Linked DNA regions of Homo sapiens: regions 1, 2, 3, 4 and 6 are each linked to region 5. Evidence: chromatin contacts called from ENCODE Hi-C or POLR2A ChIA-PET data. All regions are on one chromosome and are shown on one strand. The core of a region is the stretch at or near the end of the contact, and the rest is flanking DNA. Distances in the headings are between cores, read along the strand shown.

Region 1 (3,860 bases), core at 352-2,851, 5.1 Mb after region 5:
AGCTGTAACCATCAGGTTGCCTGCTATTTTAGTCCACTCGGGCTTCTATAATGAAATATCATAAACTGGGTAGCTTATAAAAAGAGAAATTCATGTCCCATAATTCCAGAGGTTGGGAAGTTCAAGATCAAGGCAGATGTGGTATCTGATGAGAGTCTACTTTCTAGACAGCAGTCTTTTTACCATAACCTCACTTGCTGGAAGGGGTGAGGGATCTTTCTGAGGTTTCTTTTTTTAAAAAAATTATTTATTTAATGTATTTAACTAACAAATAATAATTGTATGTATTTATGAGGTATCATGTTACATTTGTATGTGTCGTGAAATAATTAAATCAAGTTAACATATTCATCACTTTAACATGATTTGTCCTGAATGGAATCCCATTCATGAGGGCTCCACCCTTATGATCTAATCACCTTTCAAAGGCCCAACCTTCTAATATTATCAACTCCAGCTTTAGCATTTTAACACTCAGTTGGGGGTATAATCCTAGCACTTTGGGAGGCCCAGGCGGGAGCTCAGGAATTGGAGACCAGCCTGGACAATATAACGAGATCCCGTTTTTGCTAGGCATAGTGCCGCTCCCCTGTGGTTCCAGCTACTCGGGAATCTGAGGTAGGAGGGTAGGATGATCACTTGAGCCCAGGAGGTGGAGGCTGCAATGAGCCAATGGTGCCACTGCACTCCAGCCTGGGTGACAGAGTTAGATCCTGTTTCCAAAACAAAACAAAACAAAACAAAACAAAACAAAACACCACAACATTCAGATCATAGCATCTGCCTACTTGTAAAATCGCCTTTCAGTGCAGTGTTGGTTCCTACAAACATACAATATAATGACTTTAGCTTGAAATTAAGGCATCTTCTCTGACTGCATTACAAACAGGCAAGTTTTTTCATATCGATTCACTCAACACCTTTTATTTATCCAGATAATATCTAGGATCACGCTTAATATCTAAGTGCTAGAATCTAATTATATAGATATCAAAAGGCATTAAGTTTTTCAGAAGACAGACATACAATTTTAATGTTTAGAGGTGATAGAGACACCTATAGCAGCACCAAAGAAGAAACGATTTTCCATTTAAGATTTTAGGCAGTTTAACTCTAAAATATGAAAATAGGCACATCTCACAGACTATAAAACTATACGCCATTTTAATTTTTACAATGTCAATTCTAACTGCGAATTTTAGCAACGCTTCAGTGTGAAGACAGCAGAGAAAAACACTGAAAATGCGTGATTGAATTCTTATTGAGTCACTCTTCTCGGAAATCAGTCCTCCCCATTTTCTCCTTAAAAAATAGAATCCTGGAGATAGTCTAGTGCTGGCTTTTCGAGGAACACACTACAGGGGACACAAGGAGAGGAACACGGATGCCGCAGTTTTCCAAGTGCAGCTTGCCCCTCCCACGTGATAGGTTTCTGGCATCGCCCCTCCTTGCTGGCGATTCTGGGGAAGATTTTAACGCTCCCTGGAGCCGTCCCCAGTGACGTCACGGGCGCGGCTCCGCTCCTTGGCCAATCACGCGGCCGGATCCCGGGGAAACCCGGGGCGGTGGCGGCGGCCTGGGCGCGTGCGCGAGGTCTCCGCGTGGCTATATAAACATGGCTGGCGTGGCCGCGCGGCGGGGCCGTGCCAATCGCGCGTAGGGGGCTGTGGGCACTCGGGGTTCGTAGTTTTGAAATTTCTGGCGGGGGAGCAGCTGCGCAGTTAGGCTCGAGGTGTGAGCGACGACCTTCCGGGAGCCGCAAGTCCAGGCTCCCCCGCAGCGGGACCCGAGCCTGAGGCGCAGGGCTGAGGCAGCGCACGTGTGAGCGCCGCTGAGGAAGCTGCGAGAGGTCGGGCGGGTGTCGCTCCGGGGGCAGCCCAGGCTCGCGCGGACGAGAGGAAGGTCCGGGACGCGCGTGTCCTGCCGTGCAGCGGGCGCCCGTCACTGACTTCGCTGCTGCGGCCCCCGCGCCTCTCCCCAGCGATGCTGTGGAACCCGAACCGCACCGGAGTCGGCTGCCGCGCGCCAAGCCTCCCCTCACCTCTGCTCCCGGAACCGCAGCGCCAAAGCTGCCGCTGAGCCCCTGGGGGATGCCCGCCGGCCTCACCGAACCCGCCGGCGCCGCTCCCCCGGCTGCTGTGAGCGCCTCGGGGACCGTGACCATGGCCCCGGCCGGGGCGCTGCCGGTGCGGGTGGAGAGCACTCCGGTGGCCCTGGGCGCCGTGACTAAGGCTCCTGTCAGCGTCTGCGTGGAGCCCACGGCGTCCCAGCCCCTGCGGTCCCCCGTGGGGACCCTGGTGACCAAAGTGGCTCCGGTCAGCGCCCCTCCTAAAGTCAGCAGCGGCCCTAGGCTGCCTGCTCCTCAGATAGTCGCCGTGAAAGCCCCCAACACCACGACAATCCAGTTTCCTGCTAATTTGCAGCTTCCTCCAGGTATGTTGATAACCCTTTCCAGCCTTGTCTGTCGGTCCAGCTGGCGGCGACGGGAAAATTCGCAGCTCCAGATTGCTCCTAAAAAAACTGAGCCACGGGAACATTTCATAATCTTGACTTTACAGTTAACATATTCTTTTTGTGTCATTACTACATAGTTTTTCTTTTCATATTTAAGGAAAGAATCTTTTCACCTAAGTGATACAGTAAAAAGCTACATCAGCGTATTCGGGGGGGCTTTCAGGCACTGGCTCTTAGGTGGAGGAGATAATATAGCCGAAGTTAATTTCCATGTGGAGGATGGACCGGTTTATACCGTGGATTTCCATACGCTTAGATTATGTAGAAGTGCGTTGTACTTATTTTATTAATTATGAATGAATGAATGAACGAATGAGGTATGGTTTCGCTCTGTCGCCCAGTCTGGAGTGCAGTGACACGATCATGGCTCACCGACGTCGAACTCCTGGGCCCAATCGATCCTCCCGCCTCGGCCTCCCAAAGTGCTGGGATTACAGGCGTGAGCCACCGCGTACGGCCTAACAGTGAAGTTCTTGTGTATTACAACTGAAAGAGATTTTTAAATTTAACCAAGTCAGAATCGGTTTACTGCTTTCTAGTACCAAGTACGAATAATGCTGTTCCTGCACAATCTTTAAATGTCTTATGATTCTAACTTTCAATTAGCAGAACCCCTGACTGGGAACACGTGCCACAGTTGACAAACAGATCAGTCATGCAATTGTTACAGTTGCAATTGAAGCCATGTGTCAACGCTACTGTTAATGAGTCTTTCACTACTTTCTATCCTAGGGCTTTTTACTCTATTGGGCTGTATTTCATGGTTTGTATAAAGGTTTTGCTTTGTGATAATTTACATATTGTAAATATGCTGAATGATTTTGGGGTGTTCAGCCTTTCTTTACTGAAAGTCTCTTGGAGTTTGCTTTCTGTTAATTTTGTTTAGCAGTAATTGGAACTCTGAACTGCAAAGATGGTAAAAAAGGGGAAGCATTGATTCAAAAGATTCTATATCCCCTAATAAAATGACAGGGACCCTTTTTGTATCTAATGTTGTAGTTAGTCATACACGTTGTGGATAGATTTCACTTTTTATGAAGTTCTGTTTCAGTTTTATATGGTATACAAGGTATGTAAAATTGTTAAGGCACTGTTACGGCAGTGTGCAGCACCGAATACATTATTTGGCAGTTCTAAATTGTTATTCTGAGTTGTTATTCTGCATATATGTTTATAAAGTAGTTCTGAATGTGTTAGAATGAAATTACCCCCTAATTTGTTAAACTGTAAATCCTGTCTAGTCACTGAAGTTTGTTTATAAATAGTCAAAAAAAAAAAGTATTAAGAAAGAACTGTCTGAGAGGCTAAGGCACGAGAATCGCTTGAACCCGGGAGGTGGAGGTTGC
Region 2 (4,112 bases), core at 309-2,808, 8.7 Mb before region 5:
CCGAGCAGCTGGGACTACAGGCGCCCGCCACCACGCCCGGCTAATTTTTTGTATTTTTAGTAGAGATGGGGTTTCACCGTGTTAGCCAGGATGATCTCGATTTTCTGACCTCGTGATCCACCCGCCTGCTGGGATTACAGCCGTGAGCTACCGCGCCTGGCCTCTCCAGAAACTTTTTAAAAATCAACCACGGTGCTGTAGTCCCAGATACTCCGGAGGCTGAGGCGGGAGGATCGCTTGAGTTTGGGGCTGCAGTGAGCTGTGTTTGCGCCGCTGCACTCCGGCCTGGGCGAAGAAGCAAAACCCCGTCTCTTAAAAAATAAAAATAAAAATAAAAATCGTAGATCGGAGGGTCTGCTACCCTACCCAAGCTGGTTTCCAACTCCTGGAGTCAAGCGATTCTCCCGCCTCGGCCTCCCTAAGTGCTGGGATCGCAGGCGTGAGCCCCGGCACTAGCCTATCTCCCCTTACAGTGAAGACGTTGAGCTGACTACAAGGGCGCTGGGATAGCAGGAGGCCAAGCCAGGTTCCCGTGGCCGACCCGGGGACCTCAACCACCACCCGTACACCAGTGCAAGGCTGAGGAACCGTGTCACTTAAACAGTGAGAGCGACTATTCGACACGTGAACCTTTCATTGAGACTGATCACGGCCATGGTTCTGTCAACACTCTATCATTATGTCAGAAACACGTATCAGGTCCCGTGTGTGTATCTAGAGGGATGGCTACCAACAGAGAAAGAGCCTCCTGCTGAGAGCAGGCCCTGATATGCAACGAACACAGAGTCCCTGCTATGAAAAGGTGACATTCTTAATAATAATAGCTAATACTGCCAGTCCTGGAATGCCCGCAATGGCCCCATTCAACAGACGGGAACACGGAGACTCGGAGAGGTTAGGCAGCCCGACTCCAAAACCCGTCCTTGCGACTACATCGTGCTCGTGCTGCTGACTCAAAATTACAGACGCCTTCGTTCCGTGCTCCGGGGACACGAAAGCGGGGACAAGGACGGCCACCAAGCCAACATGACCTTCGAGGCTTCAACCGCCCCGGTGAAGCGCGAAAACCCGGCTCTACTGAAGCTGCGCGTTTTCAAAACTTGAATCCCACAGGCAGGGCTGAGCGCGAATCGGCGCTCCCGGGGCCGGCTGAGAGACAGCGCAGGGCGCCCAGGCCCTCGGCAGGGACGGCCCGCGTGCGGCCGGAGGGCGGGGGCCAGTGACCTTGACGTCCGCTCTCCCGAGCCGGAAGTGGGCCCGAGGCAGGGTGGAGGGCGCCGGGCGCCCAGGTAGGACTCACCGTCCGGAGGCAGGGCTGCTCGCCCGGGCCCACGCCGCCAGGCACGAGGAGCTGCTGTAGGCCGCGGGGCCAGCAGCCGCCCCGGCCCCACAGCCGCAAACAGCGGTGCGCCATGGCCGCCGCCGTGGCCCTCTCGGCCCGGGACGCTGCGCAGGCGCGGGCAGGCGACGACTGGCGGCCTCGGGAAGCGGGCTCGGCTCGGGGAAAGGCCGCCAGGCAGCGAAGCGCGCCGGCGGCTCACGGAGGAGCCCAAGCTCTCAACGCGGCGTCTCCTGCCGCCAGCCCCGCCCCGGCGCGCTGACGTCGGCGTCTCCTCTCCGAGGCCCGCCGCGACCTCCGCCAGTGCAGAAGACAGGACCAAATGGGAGGAGCATGGGGGCGGGACCGGAGGCGGGGGCCGACGGAGCAGCGTTGGGGGCGCGGCAGGAGGCGGGGCCGAGAAGGACCCTGGAGGGCAAGGGGGAGCTAGAGGCGGGGACCGGGCCGAGGGAGGACTCGGGAGGGCGAGCGAGAGCTGGGGGCGGGGCTGATGGCGCACGTGGGGGGCGTGGCTGGAGGTGGGGCCGAGGAAGGACTAGGAGAGCGAGCAGGAGCTGGAGGCGGGGCCGACGGAGGGGTGTGGGGGGCGTGGCTGGAGGCGGGGACTAAGGGGAGACGCGTGACTGGGATCCTGGGCTTCCGAGCCTGGGCAGCCGGGTGGGCCAGCCAGTAGGAGCGAGGGGGAAGTAGCGAAGGCCCCAGCGGCGGCAGATGGAAGGACCCTCCGAGCGCCAGCTGAGTCATGGGGTGGTGCTAGGCTCTGGAGACACCGAAGCACACATTCCTGACCCCTGGGAGGGCGATGCGAAGATTCACAAGCAGCAGGGAATGTTGGGGCTGTGCCGTGCAGCCTGCGCTCTAGGAACCCTGTCGGGGAACTGGTTCTCGGAGAGCAAGTCGAGTCTTCCAGGTAGTGGAAACTACACATTGTTTCCTGTACCGTGACAGCGGAGGAAAAAGGAGAGGTCTTTGAACTGAGGTGGGGGACTTGGGGGTTTTTCTGAGACGGGCTCTCGCTCTGTCGCCCAGGCTGGCGACGCTGGACCTCAGGCAAAGGACAGTAATCCTTGAGAGACAGGAGACAAAACCAGGTGAGTCCTGTGATTACCCCAGTGGCAGTAAAACAATAACAAAAAGATATACCAGATACACCATCATACCATGCTCACACAAAAGAAAACTGAGTAGACAAATAGATTTTAGGGCAAGGAAATTCCAAAGAAAATTAATTGCAGGGAAAAGAATATCACTAAGGATGAAGAGGATCGGGTTTCTTTTCCAGAGACAGGGTCTCAGTCTGTCACTTAGGCTGGAATGCCATGGTGCAATCGTAGCTCACTGCAGCCTCTAACTCCTGGGCTCAAGGGATCCTCCTGCCTCAGCCTCCCAAGTAGCTGGGACCACACACGCTCGACCACACTCGACTTTTTTTATTTTGTGTAGAGTTGAAGTCTCACTTTGTTGCCCAGGCTAGTCTCAAACTCCTGGCTTTAAGCAATCCTCCTGACTCAGCCTCCCAAAGTGCTGGGATTACAGATGTGAGCCACCCACATCTGGCCAAGAGAATTATTATTATTATTATTATTATTATTATTATTATTATAAAGGGGTCAGTTCATCAGTAGGACATAACAACCCTAAACATCTTTGTTCCCATTAACAGAAGCTTAAAATACATGGAGCAAAGACTGACAGAACCACAACTTCCAATTATATTTGGAGATTTCAAATCCTTCTTTTGATAATTGACAGAACAATTAGACAGGAAAATAGTAAGTATATAGAAGACTTAAACACAACCAACTAAATCAAATAGACATTTATAGAAAACTACTCATAACAACAGAATACACATTATTTTCAAGTTTTCACAGAGCACTTATCAAAATAAACCATATTGTAGGCCATAAAAATATTAAGAGGAGTCAAGTCATATAAAACATATTTTCTATCCACAATGAAATTAAATTAGAAATCAGTATCAGAAATAGGCTGAGGTGAGAGGATCACTTGAGCCCAAGAGTTCCAGACAAGCCTGGGCAAAACAAAGACCTCGGCTTCAAAAAAGAAAAAACTAGACAGAAAATGAAGTAAAACCAAAGAACAGAAAGAAGATAAAAGTAAAAATCAATAAAATTAAAAACTAAAAGACATAGAGAAATGAATGAAATCAAAGTGTGTTCTTTGAGAAGATCAATAGTCAGAGCAATCAGGAAAAAAGAAAATGACACAAATTGGCCCAGCACGGTGGCTCATGCCTGTAATCCCAACACTTTGGGAGGCCAAGGCAGGCAGATCACCTGAGGTCAGGAGTTTGAGACCAGCAAGCAGGCCAAAAAAAGAAAGAAAAAGAAACAAGGAAGGAAAGAGAGTGAGAGAAAGAAAGGAGAGAGAGAGAGAGAAAGAAAGAGAAAGAAAGTAAGAGAGAGAGAGGCCGGGCAAGGTGGCTCACGCCTGTAATCCCAGCACTTTGGGAGGCTGAGGTGGGCGGATCACGAGTTCAGGAGTTCAATACCAGCCTGGCCAATATGGTGAAACCCCGTCTCTACTAAAAATACAAAAATTAGCTGGGTGTGGTGGCGTGCGCCTGTAGTCCCAGGTACTCAGGAGGCTGAGGCAGAAGCAGAAGAATCGCTTGAACCCAGGAGGCGGAGGTTGCAGTGAGCCAAGATTGTGTCACTGCACTCCAGCCTGGGTGACAGAGCGAGATTCCATCTCAAAAAAAAAAAAAAAAAGGAACAAAGAAACCCCATCTCTACTAAAAAAAAAAAAA
Region 3 (4,392 bases), core at 1,527-4,026, 7.4 Mb before region 5:
CAAAATCTTATTTTCAACTGAAGGAAAAACCTTTTAAACAATAATATTTTATTTGTTCCAGAAAGACAATGAAATTTCAGTAGGAACACTTTCCTGAGTGGAACAGAGGAAAAGTCCTTCATCCAAAACTATTTGGAGGAACAAAGCTTCCATGAACCACCTCTCTTCACAGAACACTATCTTAGGAAACTATAACATTGTTTCTACATTTTTAAAACAATCTCTATGTTTCAAAAATATGATCTTCAACTCTACAACAGAAATCACACTTTAAAATTATACCTCTGAGAGAAGTACTCTCACTTTCTTACAAATGGGTTGAAATAAATCCTGCAGGTCCTTTCCTTGTCTTGGTGGAGCTCACATTCCAGCAAGATAACATCCTTATCTAACTATTTTCTCTCGGGACATCATAACCCAGGCATTAAGAAGTATCAAAACACTTTCTGAAAAATCTACTATTTGCTAGGCAACGTCCAGTTCTGAGTATGATCTTCTAGCCAGCACTGTTTCATTATTAGCAGAGTCTGGTCAATCAGCCAGACTGCCTGGGTCCAAATCTTGATCCCACTACTTAACAAGCTGCATGATCTTGGCCAAGTTACTTAACCCTCATCTGTAAAACAAACACTCATAACTATACCACTGGGTTCGGTTAGAATTAAACGAGTGCAAATGAATAAAGCACTAACCTTGGCACCTAAAAGGTACTCGAGTATTAGCTATTATTATTTTAATGTCCAGAAAACCAGAGATTACTCAGGCAATAATGAGGGAAAAATAACACCAATGGTAACTTTAAAATCATTTTTATCTGGCTCATTTACTTACATTAACTGCTTTCAAGAATCCTTCCCCTCTATTCTCAAATGAATTTACACAACTTCTAGTTAAGTTTTATAAAAACTGAAAAATGTAATCTCTATATATCCCATCATCGTGGAGTTTTCATAAACACATAGTTAAGAGGCTTTTAATCTAATAACTTTTTTTGTTTTGTTTAGTTTTTTTTGAGACAGTCTCGCTCTGTCGCCCAGGCTAGAGTGCAACGGCGCAATCTCGGCTCACTGCAACCTCCGCCTTCCGGGTTTAAGCGATTCTCCTGCCTCAGCCTCCTGAGTAGCTGGGATTACAGGCACGCGCCACCACGCCTGGCTAATTTTTGTATTTTTAGTAGAGACGGGGTTTCACCATGTTGGCCAGGCTGGTCTCAAACTCCTGACCTCGTGATCCAACCGCCTCGGCCTCCCAACGGCTGGGATTACAGAAGTGAGCCACTGCACCCGGTGTTTAAAAACATTAAAACATGTTTTTAAAAGTCAAAATTACACTCATTTTCTGTAAAATTACAACAGCAATTATCTCAAGAAACTTAAGCATCAGGAACAGGGAATGTAATTGCCTGGTTCTAATGCTTGTATATGCCTATAATGCATTCGATCTGTAAGACCTACACTTTTGCAGTTGTCAATATTCATGTAATGAGATTAATTCTCAACTTACCTCATTTCATATAATAACAAATACAAGCAGTCATCAGAAATTGATGGGTCATCCTTATTTGTGAAAAATAGGCCTCATTCTTGGTTCAAAGTTTGTAACCTCAAATGGGCTAATGCCCACAATTTAGAAGTGATTAGATTGGAAAGCACAACGCTGCAAATGCTGCCTTCCCCAAAGCCAGGTCTATTCATTAATATACCTGTGCCTACTGACAAGAAGGAAGGCTGGTAAAGCACATTTTCAAAGCTGTTTTAAATGGATCAATTTTGGTAAAGAGTAATTCAAGACGGATTGTAAATCTGATCAGTTTTACAACCTTGGAAGGTGGGGACTTGACGCACGACGTTAATATGCACACGCTTCAATAATCTATCCACAGGTAGTTTTGACCCTGATCTCAGGTTGAAAGTCCTCAACTATGGAGCTTTCGAGTTTCAGTACAGTAGGCGCTTTCACTCCCCAGTAGAAATCTGGGGTGATGGCCAAAAAAAGTGTGTTGTCTCCCCCAAACCACACCATGCCAAGTTCAGCCAACGCAGACTAATGCATCCTTAGGTATTTGTCAAGAAGAGGTATAGGCGGTCCCTTTTCTCAGAATCTAACAGGTAAGAATGGCCTCTTGTGGCTTCCCAAACACGGCGGTAAGGACCAGTCTGCCAGTCCCTAATAAGAAATTGCTAATTTTAAAAACCATTCCGAACGCGGGCGCTTCCGGGCCCCTCTTCAACTGGCTTCGGAAGAAGGGGGGAGAACACGGTGAAGGGTTACAGCAAAGGAGGCTGAAAAACAGTCCCAAAGCAAGATTTGCCAGGACACTGGCTCGACCCGGAAGGGCGGGGGGACCTCTCTCGGCCGCCGGGGTCTGTGGGGTCGGCGAGTGTGGACGACCCGTCTGGCAGTCGTACACTGCCACAGCCCGAAGAGCGGCGCACGCGGAGCAGTTGCCGGGTTCGCGCCGCGAGTCAGCTCCCGGACACACGCCCAGGGTTGAAGGTGCCCTCTAGACCCCTCCCGCTGCCCCACAGAGGCCTGGGCCCATGCTACCTCTTAGGACGCTGGAGCCGCCGCCGCCGCTTCCCGCCGCGCAGGCTGGACCACAGCTCCTCGGATGCCACGGCGGTGTCACTCAGCAGAGCAGCCCGACAAAGCGTGGGTCCGCGTGCAGGAACCCGCCGGGCTCAGCCGGACGCTAGCCCCCTGCCGCCCCCGGCCCCGCCAGCCGCGCCCACTAGCAACGTGCTCGCGACCTCCAGTGCCCGCTCAGTGAAGCTTCTGCATGCCGCGCGCGGCACGTCGGGACTCGTAGTTCCGGCGCGGAGGACGTGCGTCGCGGCACTCTCGCCTGACCGTCTCCACGTGACTCTCGCACCTCCGGAAGTGACGTAAGCAGACACGCGTGGCGCGGGCCGCCGTTTCCGCAAACAGAATCGCGTTTGGCTGTGCTGGTGAGTGTGACGGCTGGAACTCCGGCCCTTCCTTTCTTTGTGTTTGTCCCTCGGCCGCCGTGGAGGGGTGGAACTGGCACTCCCACCCCTGACATGGGCTCACTTCGCATTAGCCCTGTGCTTCACTACCCAACGCGTGGGTCTATTGCCTTGTGTCCTCAGTCCCAAGGAAAATGGGAACTCCTTGGGGTGGGCGGGCGCTGTTCCTCCTCCAGACTGGGCGAGCCCGGGTGGGAGAAGCAGCTCGAAGAGCTGCTCCAGCTCGCGCCCCAGGGCCGTGCTGGGGAGGGGCGTGGGGTCCGCAGGTTTGTCTTCAGCGGCGCTTCGGAAACCTGAACCAGAGGTTGAGTAACAGGCCGCGCTAATGACGGAGGGGGTGAACTTGGCTGGAGAAGTCCCTTCTCGCCTCTGTGCGTCCTCTCGGGCCCCGTGGTAGAGGGTCAAGCGGGCGGGTCGGGACTTAGAGCTTATCCCGCTTGGGCTTTATCCCGGCGGCCCTGGCGGCCTGCTCGCTCGTACCCTGAGGAGCTGAAATGACGCAGAGACATAGCTTGCTTCGGAGGTGTGACTGGAAAGCCGGGTCGAAATGTTCGTGTGGTTATTTATCGCGTGTCCATCTCCATGTCAGTCGACCACCTTTCGAAGGTTTCTTGAAGATTCTGAGGGACAGCTCTCTTCCCTATGGAGTGTTTTCATTATTCCACTTTGAGTTTGGTTTGGGTTTTTTTTCCCCCAATTTGTTAAATTGATACATAGAAGTTGCACATATTTGCAGGTGCAGGTGATACTTTGATACATGCATACAATGTGTAACGACTAAATCAGGGCAATTGGGATATTTGTCATCTCAAACATTTATCTTTATGTTGGGAACATTCCAATTTTTCTTTTAGCTATTTTGAACTACACAATAAGTTATTGTTAACTGTGTCCACCCCACTGTACTATCAGGCACTAGATTTTATTTCTTCTGGGGTTTTTTGTACCCATTAACCAATTTCTCTTCTTCATCCCGCTCCTCTTCCTGCTACCCTTCCCAGTCTGTGGTAACCACCAATCCACTCTTTACCTCCATCAGGTCCACATTTTTAGCTCCCACATGAGTAACAACATGATATTGTCTTCATGTGCCTGGCTTATTTCAGTTAACATAATGACATCCGGTTTCATCCATGTTGTTGCAAATGACAGGATTTCATTCTTTTTAATGACTAATATTCCATTGTGTATATATGCTACATTATCTTTATTCATCTGTTGATGAACGCTTAGGTTGATTCCATATCTTGACTATTGTGAATAAACTTGAGACTGCAGATATTTCTTAGATATACTGATTTCCCTTCTTTTGGATCTGTACCCAGATTTGCAAAACTGTTCATCGGACAGGGGATTAACAACCAGAATATAGAAGAAACTCATCTCAATAGCACTAGTTCTATTT
Region 4 (4,075 bases), core at 1,273-3,772, 8.2 Mb before region 5:
CCTCGAGAAGCTTCACCAGAACTCCCATGTGTACCCCTTTTTGGGAAATACAGGACTCCTAGGTAACTCAACTCCACAAGACCCTGTGCTTCAAGCTAGCTTTACATGTATCACTTTAACGTTTTCATCAGCTTACCTATTTACAGGGCTGCATCCTTAAAAACTGGGACTCCTGTCTTTTAACAAGAATCCTCAGTGTCTAACACTAGCACATAACAAGCATGTTATGAACGAATGAATGAAAATATGGAACTACAATGAGGCCCCAAAAGAATAAGCCCTAGAGTGAGCACCTCGAGGGTAGGAAACTTGCCAGGAGCATTCTCTGCTGAATCCCCAAGGCCAGGAGCAAAAGCTGCAACTCCACTGGGGGTCCGGGCATATTTGTGGAATGGCTGAATGGATGTTCTAAGGCCACAGGAGAACACATAGCTCAAACTTCCTGACTTGCTTTCCATTACTAACTTTCTTGGTTTGTGACCTACTTTTACTGTAACACCAGTGTGCATGCCATGGTTTCTACTGACCAAACTAATGGTCTTGTTTTCAACTAGGAAAAAATAATATGAGCATTGACCAACCAAGGAAACTACAGGATTCCTCGGTAAGAATCTATAGAAGGATTTCCTTATCTTTTTGAAAATGCATGTGAAATCTCCAGTGGATGCGAGTTAAGTTCATTTTTCTGGAAAGAGGAATCACAATTCTCATTGAATTTTCAAGGATATTAATGATACCAAAGAAAATTAAATTTCTTAAACCAAAATGTTAAGCTGAATTAAGTTATATTCACTTTTCTCTTTTCAAATCTATTTCGATATATAACCTATCCCTTAGAGAGACAGCAGCCTCTGCTAAAACAAATGTAACTGGAGAAGATGCAGCTGGCAGGCTCTCTCACATGAAGATTCCTACCAGAATTTGCGTTTCAGATTGTCTATAATTGGAAGAGTCCTTACCAGCATTCTTTAAAACTTAGATCCCTATTCTAACATACTCTGTATCATGGGAATCAGAATATTTATACTTCCCACTAATGTGTTCAAGAAGAAAACGTTACTTTCTGAACACATTTTTCACTGCCATCTAATTAAATGGAAAGGGGAAAAACCCAGGATCATCCATTTACAGGAAAGCCCGTCTTTTACTTTACACAGAGAGAACCAAACATCAGAAGCAGCATTAACTTAACCGTCACCAAATTCAATCTTGGGAATAATACGACAAGGATTAAACGAAGGGGAAAGCAGTTACATCATTTTAAAAGAGATAAAGTTTTGTTTGAATTAAAAGGTAGTCTAGTTGACATAAAAAAAGCGAATCACAGGTGTTTATACTACATATTGCATCTATGTGAGCTGAACAGGCACGATTAGGGCGATAGGCATCGGAACACCGTGCCCCCGGGGAGGGGATGAGGGCACTTTCTCAGGGCAAGGAAAGGCTATTTTGATTTGAGGGGGCTTGCAAGAGGGGATTCATTTGTGACACCCGTCTGGGAGCACACATGAAAGCTGCGTTTCACTGTAGGGAAAGTATACCTCAGTAAGGAAAACTATAAAGAGAATGACACGCTATCACTGGACGAACACAAGCAAAGCCTCTTTCGTTCCGGGAAGGTTCTATGGGGGCCGAACCCACGCTGGGCGCTGCTGGGCCACGGGGGAAAATGAAGACGGAGGGTCCCGAGAGCGCTGCCCTCGCCAGAGGCCACGAGCCACCCCCAACCACCGCGGCTCCGCCAGGAGAGCGAGCTTCGCCTCGCAGAGGGCTGCGGCGGCCGGCCCGGCGCCCAGAGCGGCCTGCTCCCACAGGTCCTGCGCGGGCGCCAGCTGGACCCGGACGCCGCGGCCCGGCTCGCCCGCCCCCGCCCTCACCGCTCCCGGGGACGCCAGCTGCCCACCCGGCCACAAAACACCCGGCCAGAGAAAGAGCTGTCCGCGAGCAAGAACCAAGCACAGCGGCGTGGGAGCTACGGCGAAGCTGCGGCCCGGGGGCGCGCGCCCGAGCGCCCCCACGGCTTTCCCAAGGACCCCCAGACCCGGGCCGCGCAACGCTGGTGGCGCATCCACGCGCTCCCCAAGAAGCCGCTGTGGCACCGCCCTCCAGAACTAACTGCGCTTGCGCTAACCATGAGCTGCTCAGCTCAAGTATGCTTTTTTTTTTTTTTTTTTTAAACCAAAAGGAGCAAGAGAGCGGTCAGCGCAGGCGCGCCCCTGACGCGGACCGCGCCGCCACTTCCGCCCCGAGCGAGAGGCTAGAGGCGAGAGGCGGGGGAGGCGGGAGGGACCCTGCGGACAGGGCACGAGTCCGGGTCTCGGAGGAGGTCGGCGACTGCCGCGTGGGTCCGCGACTCACCAAGTACAGCGGCTGCCAGCGACGCTGAGTATCCAACTCTTCGAACTCCCGCTCGATGGTGGTGGGCATGGCTGCGGGAGCGAGCTGGCGCGAGCAGAGCCTGCGCCGGCGGAGAGGCTCAGGCCCCGCACGATCCGGGGAGAGCGCTGGCGCTGCGGCGCATGCGCGCTGCGCGCCGCGCCCCGCCCCCACGCCAAGCCCTGTCGGCCGTGGGGAAAGTACCTGGAGCGTCGGACGTCAGCGCGCAGACTCGGCGCCCGAGCGCGGCGCGAAGTCGGCGGCGGGGCGGGGCGGGGCGCTCGGGGGGCGGGGCTCGGGGTGCCCAGGTGGGAGGGGGCGGGGCCAGGGGACCACCCGGCGGCCGTGGTCCCTGCGCGCGGCACGAGGTGAGCCGCCCCTTGGGCTTGCGTCTTCCGACAAGAGAGAGGCGGTGGTCCGTGGGTAGCGCGGGGTTACTGGAATGGGACTCCCTGAGGAAGTCCCCTGAGAAGTCGCCGGCACGCTCCGCCTTCCTTCTTGCTTCCCATTTCTCGTTTTCTTCTCAGCCTTCATAGTTTTTTAAAGTGCTGTATTTGAATATTATTTTAAACATCATCTAGGTCAGATTAGCGGCCTGTGACCAACTTGGAAACAAATTCCTCATTCTTTTCTGCCCTGGTGTCAGCTCCTGTAAGCCTGCAGATTTTATGCCAAATAAACCGCTGGAGCAAAAGGAAAGGCAGCCAGCCTCTCCCGGAATTTGGGAGAGGGATACCTTGTTAAGAAAACGTTCTACAACTTACGAATTAGATTTAACTGTAAAAAATAGCACGTCCTCTTTTACCAAACAAACGTACTAGTTAGGGAAATCATCTTGCTTCAGATTTAAGATAGTTCTTTTTTAGTGCTTGTAATATCCTGCTATATAATCTTCATAAGAAACGTGAAGGGTTAGGAAAGGTTTAGCCGTGCTGTCCAGTATTGGGATTTAAATTTTAAATATTAACTTAATTCCTCAGTGGCACCAGCCACATTTCAGGTGTGCCATAACCATGTATGGCTAGTGGCTGCTATGTGGCAAAGTACATATGTAGAACGTTTCTATCATCGAAGACAGTTCTTTTGGACAGAGCCGGCCGAGAGGATTACAATACTTGGGGCAGAAAAGTGTCCTTAATCACATAAAATAATGAAAACCCTAGCCAGAAAAAAAAAAAAAAAAGTTGGCTACGGAAGCTAGAAGAAATCGTATTAACAAAAAAGCAGTCAGCAAGCTTTCTACTTACATAGTATGATTTAGAGATACAGGAAAGCTTCCCCCGAAAGACCCCACAATGTCTAATGGTCCTTGGTTCTGAAATTCTGTCATTGAATCTGATTATTTTGATTAAAGGCATGGTATCTCCCAGAATATCCTGTGAATGTTCGCATTAGTCTGCTCATCAGATTGCTTTCCAACCAAAAAATACTGTGTTCTACAAAGGAGGAGCATCTTTATCTCAAAGCAGCAGTTCTTATCGCCAAGTATTCAGCATCTCTTTGGAATTCATTTGTCAGCCTCTCTGGTTCCGGGAGCTGTATTTGCCTATCTTAGTTTGCTGAGTGCAGCGAAGAATCTAGAACAGTGGTTCTCACACCAGCATCATTTGCATCCAGTGTGAGCTTCTTTGAAATGCAAATTTGAAGGCCTCACCCCAAACTACTGAATCAGAATCTCTGGTGTTGGGGCCCCAGGAGA
Region 5 (3,772 bases), core at 1,272-3,771:
TAAAGGTCCCCACCAAATGAAGCTATAGCAAGAGGCCAGAAGATGATTTAAAGAAAAAGAAAGCTACTAAACCCTCCCTATAACACCACTCATGTAATAAGGAGATCGAAAAGCAAAATAAAATCAAAAATATATGAAAACTGGATAAATATTAAAAGATAAATCAGACTTCTTAGAAGTTATAGAAATCCTTACTACAAGATATATTCTAATTCCTTCCACTTATCTCGTTTAATAAAATGTTTTAAAATCTATTACGCATCAACCTTCTTTACTATCTCTCAATATAAAGAGCATCCATAATGTGGTGAGACATTTCAAACAACCCACAATAGTCTTATTTCCTGGTCAGGGATGCTTACAACAATTCTGAAAGCTTTGGGAAGCTTGTTGTAAAACCCATACACGTGGAAAAATACAAATAAACAGAAATTTAGAGTAACTGAAATGCACGTTAATTTTAAACAATCTACATTAATTTTCCTTTGATTCAAGATGCGATTTTTGAATTGTATTATTTCTTTGAATGGTATTATTTTGTTTCCTTAATCTTAATCCCCAAAATTGAGCATATCTAACATTATTTCACCGAAGACATTGTGAAATCCTGTCCATATACATGCTCCCTGAAACCTTATTTTAGAGATTATGTGGTTTTGTTTGGACCAAGAAATATTATATAACCCTTAGTTGTTCAGAAACTCTGAACAACTTTGATACATTTACAGAGGAAATGTATCAAACCTAAGAATTCCAATTATTTACAGATAACTGTATTATCAACCACTTAACTATTTTTAAAATGGGATTGTGGTTTTTCATGTCATAAAACCCTCTTTAGAATGTTTTACAAGTGACAATGTTAAGTGCCACACCACCAAAAAGACAGTTACAATAACTGTATGGTACGTACTTTTGTAACCAATAATACAATAAAATAAGTTAACACTGTAATTACCTATGACCAATTATCTTGGTTTTTTACAATAGTTTAGCAAAAAGTTCCTTCAAACTCAAATCACCTATGAAATTTTGGCTCAAAAATCACTTCCTCAATAGCAATTCTCCGTTATCATTTTCAAGGCTAAAAACTAAACCCCTAGGAGCTAAATCGCAAAAAGGAAAAAAAATGCAAAGTAGTCTTTCCAATTTAACTGTCAAACGGATCAGAAAGATTAACATTAATTACTACGATCGCCATTCAACAAACTGTATACATTGCAGTAACTCTGACGTGATAACTTTTTATAGGATGCCTGCAATAGCAGTTTGTAAGTATCTTTCGGGTACTCATGAACTGAGTCAGAATTAAAAGTTCAGAGTAGTTAGTACAGAGCCAGTCAAATGGCAAATAGGACCACACCATGAGATGTTAATGGTACTCCAAGATTCTTCAGGAAACAGAAATCTAGCATTTTCCAAGACGATTATGCACACCTGAGACTTTTGCAGCGAACCAGACTAATGCAAGAGGAAGGAAAGACATGCAAAACCCCAGACAAGCAAAAGAGAACAGCGCTACTCACCAGCAAACAATCCGAATTCACTTCCGATTTGGGATCCCGCAGCAGGTTGTCCATTTTTTCAAATCGAGTCTCAAAACTGTCCCCAGTCGACATGTTGCTGCTGCTGTGACAATGCCCTCTTACCAGCACCAGCAGCGGAAAGCAATTTCAACCAACTTCCTCCGCGGTGGGTTCGCAGCCGCGGGGCGGAGGAGCCGGAACCTCAGGGTCACCAGGTGCGCCCGGTTCCCCCGTCTTCCCCTCACTGAGGGGACCTCCGCTCTCCAGACCCCGGGCCGGGGGCAACAGCGACCCACAGCCGCTCGGACGCCCAAAGTCGCATCCCACCCGGCAGCCCCTCACGACAGCCGACAGCGCCGTCGCCACCAGCCTCGTCGCTCCGGCGAGGTGCTTCAGTCTAGCGGGCCCCGGCCGCCGTCGCCATGGAGGGGTCCCCGTCCCGAGATGGGCAGGAGCGGGTAGAGAAAGAGAAGCAGGGTGGAGACTCCCTCCGGGCAACAAGGGAGGGAGAAGAGGAAAGGCGAAAGCAAAGGGCGGGTGAGGAGCTGTGCCAGCTGCGGCCGCCGCTCGGGCCACGGGCCGGGCCCGCTCCGCTCAGAGGCGCTGTAGACGGTCTAGCCCCGCGTCCCCGGCTCTACTCGGCCCGGCCCGACGCACCGATCAGTCTCGGCCACGAGCTGGTCCACGCAGGACAGCCTCACTCTCCCATTTTGTCCCGTCGCTGCTGGGGCTGCTGCTACGGTGTCCGGTGGGGCAGGGCGAGGTCGATGCCCGATGGAGACTTAGCAGAGGAAAGGCTGGAGAGCGGGCGAAGAGGAAGACGATAGTTGGGTCCCGGCGGCTGCTGATGGGGGAGCTTCTGGGAGGGGCTGCGGTCCCAGCCGGGGAAAGGGCGAGTCGCGGCGGCGAATGCCTGGGGGGTGGGGCGAGGGGGGCTGAGAGGGACTAATATGTCCGCCTTCCTGTTCAAACAAACGGAGACCGCCGGGGCAGACTGCGCATGCGGGGCGCGGACGCTCGGAAGGGGAACCAGCCGGGACCCCGCGCGCGCGCGCGCACTCTGTCGCCTCCGCAGGGTGGGGTGGGGCGGGGCGGTGAGGTGGGCGGGGCCTTGCGGGCAGGCGGTGGAGAAGGCGGACCGCTGGGAGGAGCCGAGTGCGGGTAAGCAGCTGCCGGCAAGGTTCTCGCCTTGGCCGGCTCTGAGGAGCCATGCAGGGCTCTGGAGCGGCCTTGGAGGTCCGGACGGAGGCGGAGCTCTGGCTGCTTCTGATCGCTGTCCCGGCAGATGCCCCAGCTCTGTTTCCTCTGGGTTGCAGCCAGTCCAGAGACTTCTGACGAGGAGAGAGTGCTTGTTCTCCTTGTTGCTGTTAGGGTGGGGCAATAGGTTCTTTTTTAGGCAAGAAGCCTTTTCGTCGGCAGGTACCAGCATTGAGCACCAGTGGCGTTTGGTTTTCAGTGGTACTCCATGGACAGCCCTCCGCGAGCCCCGGCGTTGAACCCATTTACGATTCACTGGGAAAGTTCCGAAGCGCTGCAGCGCTCAGCCCTCCCACGCCAGGCGTGTGTGTCAGGGGAGCCATAAAATACTGACTCCGGAAGATACAGTCAATAGAAGTCAAGCTCAATTTAATTTTTTTAAAGGAAAATAATCTCGTAGAAAAAAATCAATATTTTTAAGTCGTTCGTGTTAGTTCTCATAACACCCCTACTGTAGTTCTCTCCTGGACGTGTAATGCTGCCGTTTCAATGTCAAAACATTCAGTGAAACTTAATTGTGATTTTTATCAGAACTAATGTAGGACATGAGAATAATGGGCATTTCTCCTAGTTCCGTTACTTCGTTGACTGTGGTGTGAGGAAAGGTGAAAGACTTGTCACTCACCCCCGCTGATAAAGTTATGTTCTTCACTGGTTTCAGCAGGAAATCTACCTTAATTTATTCCTCATCAAACTTTATTTTTGCTCAGAAGCCAAATTAAGGATCACTAGAAATAGAAAATGTGGATCTTTTACCCCATGATGGAAAATGCTACAGATGAACCAAAAAGCATCGGAGTAAAAAGCATCGTACAGCATCTGAACAGTCCACCAGCCTTACGATGTGAGTCAGAGGTTAGGAAAATCTTACACTGTTTGAAAAAATGTCTATTTCTATTTTCAATTTATTAAATACAAGAAATATTTAGATATAAAATCCACTATATATATCAAGATAGGACGTTCTTGGTTTATACAAAAATCATAAC
Region 6 (3,760 bases), core at 95-2,594, 8.1 Mb before region 5:
TCCTGATAAAGTTTTAAGGACCCAGCTAGACACCATGAAATGCGTCAAAATAAGGTGTAAAAAGTGGAAGCCTGGCTTCCTCTATGGAAAAAAAAGTGGAGACCATTAAGGGAAGGAAACAAGAATGGTCATTAGGTGATGAAACAGAATCAAGGAAGGGGTGTGTGTGGGTGTGTGGTTTGAGTGGTGTTTGTGTGTGGAGGGTGTGTGTGGTGTGTGGGTGATGTGTATGTGGGTGTGTGTTGTGTATGGATGTGTGTATACGTGTCACACACGTGTGTGTGGTGCATATGTGGGTGTGTGTGGTTTGTGGTGTGAGTGGTGTGTGTGGTGTATGGGTGTGTGGTGTGTGTGTTTGGGTAGAGAGGTGCTGCATTTTTGTAGGCAGAGAGAAGGAAACCAGTGGAGAGGATATCCAAGAATGACAGGTGAGCCATGTTTGCAGGAGGTAGAAAGTGGTCAAGTAAACAGACGTCTTTCCCCACCAAGTAACCTCAGGTCTAGGGACTTCTAAACTTTGCGTTTTCCCTCTTCTTTCCTCCAAGGTGCGCCGGACATCTTTCAGTAACTTGAACGAAGTTAAGGAGTTAGCTTTGGAAAAGAGGGACTCTTTTCCCTCTGTGACTATATGGAATAAATTTTGAGATAAGGGACCTTACTGAAAAAGACTGAGATACATTTTGAGTGAAAGGCATGGTCTCAGTGAAGTAGTTAAGGGCCTGTGCCGAGCAGATGGCGGTGATGGGTTTTGTGGCCTAAGAAGGATGGAGAAAAGTAGGAAGCAATCGAGACAAAGCCTACTCTGTCACAAAGAGGCGACTAGATGTGGCGAAATGTCATGAAACTTGGATCCCGAGGAATTAGCTGATTGAAGGTGAAACCTGACGCCTTTCAGCGCCTACCAACAGGAAAGGTCTGCATCTGCCCACGGAAGGACGAAACCTATCGGGGGGGATTTGTTGGCGGGGGATACTTCTTTGCGCATAGAGTGACTGGCGGTGCCCTGGAGACCCAAACTGAATAAAGTAAGCATTATTTTCAAATTCGCCAAGACCTTGAAGGCGGCGCCAACGGGAGCCGTCCCCCGGGTCCCACGCAGCGCAGAGCTCCATTTCCTCCTCCGGACTCGCAGGGCGCGCGGCTTCCTCGCTTCAAATCCAGGAACGCGCTGTCCCCACCAATCACCGGGCTTCTTCCCGCCCCATGTCTTCCCGCTGTCCAATCAAAAGCCAGCTCAGTCTCCTCCCCTTGCCTGGTGCCGCGAACAGACGTAAACCAGAGGCGGGCGCGGTACGGCCGTTCCGGGCTCCAGCCGGTGCGGGGGCCACGCGCACGCGCACTTGCAGTGCCCTGGGACACCTCTTCAGTCCGTGGACTTTCCCGCTGCACACTGCCCTCCGAAGTCGGGGACGCGGGCTCGGTGAGGGGGGACGCTGGTGCCTCGGCCTGCGCCTAGGCGGGAGGCAGACGCATGCACCTTTGGCCTACGTTTCGGCTGCCGGACCGACGGGACAGTGACGGTTGGGCCGGGTGGGGGCGCAGGCTGTGGGGCGGCCTCAGGGCGCGAGCAAGGGGACTGCCGCGCTTCCCGCGCCTCTGCGCCTGGCGCAGCCTCTGAGCTGAGCTCCGCCTGGTTGGGATTAATTGCACGCCTCTGTGTCATCGGGCTTTGGCCGGGCGTGATGAGACAGACTGTTAGGGGATCACGTCCTTCTTTCCTCCCCTCTTGTCTGGGGACTTCCACCTCTTGAGGGACAGGCCCTCTCCGTGCTACCCTCTGGAGTTTCTTGCAGTGTGCTTGTGAAGTGACCGGTGATGTTTCCTTTATGTGCCCTGTGATGGGCGGTTCTGTTCCTCCTTTTTGTTTAAAATTCTGACCCAGGAAGTAACCTTGTTAACTTAACTTAATGCCCTTGTCTTCCGTTTACTCACTTGATTTGGTTTCTGCTAGGTTGCGTTCATTTATTCCTAATAGTTTACCTACATTCCTTGCCTATGATTTCATTATCAACAGAACGTGAAATGAGACGAATGTTAATACACTCTACTTTTACTTTGCTGTTACTTTCAGAGTTTGTTTAGTAAAACATGAGGACCTCTTCAAGTCAGTCGTTTGGAGAACAGCTGTTTATATGACCATATTTCCATTTGCTCTTACTATTTTGAGGTCATTCGACTGGCGTTTTTACTGCTCCAAAATCAACTTTTTCTCCAAATTTCAGTTTTCTAGGCAAAAACGGCAAGCCTTGAACAATAATATACCAAATGCCTACCTAGTTTTAAAGTATATCTTAAAGTGCCAAGAGTAAATGATGAGTTTTGGGGAAGTTTGACTCGGCTTTGGGTTCCACGGCGTGTGCTTTTAAATGTGTTTAATTGTATACATAGACCTACGATTAATGACTATAGTCAGTAATCTTTTATGTACCTAGGAATGTAATTAGTGAGTCCAGATGTGAAATTTGAGGTCACTACTTTAAGGAAATAGCAAGAGAAATTGCAAATATAGCCACTCAGTTCAAATAGGATAGAAGAAAAATATTGTCTTCACTTGAGATGATGGAGGAGGGGTGGGTAATGCAATAATGTGAGAAATTAAAGGAAATTTCCTTTAGGAATGTGTTATGTCCATGAATGGTTTACAAGTGTAATCTTTTCTGGAGAAGAGACTAGGTATTAGGTTACATCTTGAGGAATCTTCCCGTGGGTTTTGTTACCTTTGCACCCTTAGCAAAGCTCTGTTGAAGCACTTAACACTATCGTAGTTGACAGGGATTGTCAGCTCCCTGAGGGGAGCTGCCTTATTTATCTTTGCATTCTTGGTGCCAAGTAGAGGGTTCTTCATGGTTTGTGTTTGATAATGAATGTTGCATGAATGACCTTTGCATAATTTCTGAGTTTTCTTTGGATTAGGCCCTTCTAAATAGGGACAACTGTTGAAGAGTTTTCTATAAATTTTAATAGTTTACATGTCTGTATATGAATGAATAACTTAGTAATTACAAGGCTAGACTTGGGGAGGCTAGTTGGGAGACTCGTGTGATAGTTCAGAATAAAAAGTGATGGGCAACGGGCATTAGGAATATAGAAGTGGGTCTCAGCTCCAGAAGTGTATTTGACGTTAGAAGCATTAGAATTTGGTGAGAGAGCAGGAGGGATCAGGATGGTCCTAGGTGTCAGGCTTGTATTGCCAGTTAATAGGGATGGATTTGGGTGAAGACTAAAGATAACGGCGGGAATGAATGGAGGAAAGGTAACAAGTTTGGTTTTGTATTTTGTATTGCATTCGGGGGTAAGGTAGATGTCAGAGAGCCATTTGGAAGTATGGTCGTTCCCTCAGGTTATCCATGGGATTGGTTCCAGGACCTGCCCTTGCCCCAGGATGCCAGAATCCTCTGGATGCTCAAGTTCCTTACATAGATTGGTGTAGTATTTACATATAACTGATGCATATGCTCCTGTATATTTATTTAAGACAGGGTCTCACTTTGTTGCCTAGGCTGGATTGCAGTGGCTATTCACATGCATGGTCATAGCTCACTGCAGCCTCAAACTTTTGGGCTCATGCTGTCCTTCCACCGTGGCCTCCTGAGTAGCTGGGACTCCAAGGCATGCACCACCAGGAGGTGGAATTAGTGCAGAGGAAAGAATACCCTGGGGCCAGACTTGCCTAGGTGGGAATCCTCTGGCCTCATTTGTGCTATGTGGACTGGAAACGTCTCTTAATTCTCTCTTTCAGCCTCAGTTTCCTCAATAATAG

Evidence for each region. A loop is a pair of places that touch in the nucleus more often than their neighbours do. ChIA-PET counts read pairs that join two places held with the same protein, here RNA polymerase II (POLR2A). Pooled maps may share reads with other maps.
Region 1: a loop to region 5 is called in a pooled map, with 19 times the contacts of the local background. The contact joins the promoter of TAF4B here to the promoter of ROCK1 in region 5. A Hi-C loop is called at or near these places in 9 of 50 pooled maps.
Region 2: a loop to region 5 is called in a map of CD8-positive, alpha-beta T cell, with 34 times the contacts of the local background. The contact joins the promoter of AFG3L2 here to the promoter of ROCK1 in region 5. A Hi-C loop is called at or near these places in 2 of 168 maps with a recorded cell type or tissue (CD4-positive, alpha-beta memory T cell and CD8-positive, alpha-beta T cell) and 8 of 50 pooled maps.
Region 3: a map of CD4-positive, alpha-beta memory T cell shows a loop between it and region 5 (24-fold over the local background). The contact joins the promoter of FAM210A here to the promoter of ROCK1 in region 5. A Hi-C loop is called at or near these places in 2 of 168 maps with a recorded cell type or tissue (CD4-positive, alpha-beta memory T cell and naive thymus-derived CD4-positive, alpha-beta T cell) and 7 of 50 pooled maps.
Region 4: a loop to region 5 is called in a pooled map, with 8 times the contacts of the local background. The contact joins the promoter of PTPN2 here to the promoter of ROCK1 in region 5. A Hi-C loop is called at or near these places in 3 of 50 pooled maps. POLR2A ChIA-PET finds 5 or more read pairs at or near these places in 2 of 52 experiments (GM10248 and T-cell).
Region 6: a loop to region 5 is called in a map of naive thymus-derived CD4-positive, alpha-beta T cell, with 27 times the contacts of the local background. The contact joins the promoter of CEP192 here to the promoter of ROCK1 in region 5. A Hi-C loop is called at or near these places in 1 of 168 maps with a recorded cell type or tissue (naive thymus-derived CD4-positive, alpha-beta T cell) and 5 of 50 pooled maps. POLR2A ChIA-PET finds 5 or more read pairs at or near these places in 1 of 52 experiments (activated B cell).

The regions. Positions count from the first base shown.
Region 1 is chr18:26,224,844-26,228,703 of GRCh38, forward strand. It overlaps TAF4B (TATA-box binding protein associated factor 4b), which reads left to right and starts at 1,602. Exons shown (of 15, transcript NM_005640.3): 1 at 1,602-2,433. The coding sequence starts at 2,091. RefSeq lists enhancers at 1,232-1,301, 1,332-1,431 and a silencer at 2,082-2,241.
Region 2 is chr18:12,375,669-12,379,780 of GRCh38, forward strand. It overlaps AFG3L2 (AFG3 like matrix AAA peptidase subunit 2), which reads right to left and starts at 1,559. Exons shown (of 17, transcript NM_006796.3): 1 at 1,301-1,559. The coding sequence starts at 1,414. RefSeq lists a silencer at 1,124-2,023 and enhancers at 1,796-2,327, 2,328-2,857.
Region 3 is chr18:13,723,782-13,728,173 of GRCh38, forward strand. It overlaps FAM210A (family with sequence similarity 210 member A), which reads right to left and starts at 2,777. Exons shown (of 4, transcript NM_152352.4): 1 at 2,548-2,777. It overlaps RNMT (RNA guanine-7 methyltransferase), which reads left to right and starts at 2,892. Exons shown (of 12, transcript NM_003799.3): 1 at 2,892-2,948. RefSeq lists an enhancer at 1,955-2,880.
Region 4 is chr18:12,881,715-12,885,789 of GRCh38, forward strand. PTPN2 (protein tyrosine phosphatase non-receptor type 2) reads right to left here and starts at 2,523. Exons shown (of 9, transcript NM_002828.4): 1 at 2,359-2,523. The coding sequence starts at 2,427. RefSeq lists silencers at 1,726-2,065, 2,446-2,735.
Region 5 is chr18:21,109,292-21,113,063 of GRCh38, forward strand. ROCK1 (Rho associated coiled-coil containing protein kinase 1) reads right to left here and starts at 2,522. Exons shown (of 33, transcript NM_005406.3): 1 at 1,527-2,522. The coding sequence starts at 1,619. RefSeq lists enhancers at 2,175-2,763, 2,417-2,711, 2,811-3,030, 3,061-3,120 and a silencer at 2,381-2,770.
Region 6 is chr18:12,990,018-12,993,777 of GRCh38, forward strand. It overlaps CEP192 (centrosomal protein 192), which reads left to right and starts at 1,345. Exons shown (of 45, transcript NM_032142.4): 1 at 1,345-1,420. RefSeq lists enhancers at 1-276, 667-1,046 and a silencer at 1,527-1,606.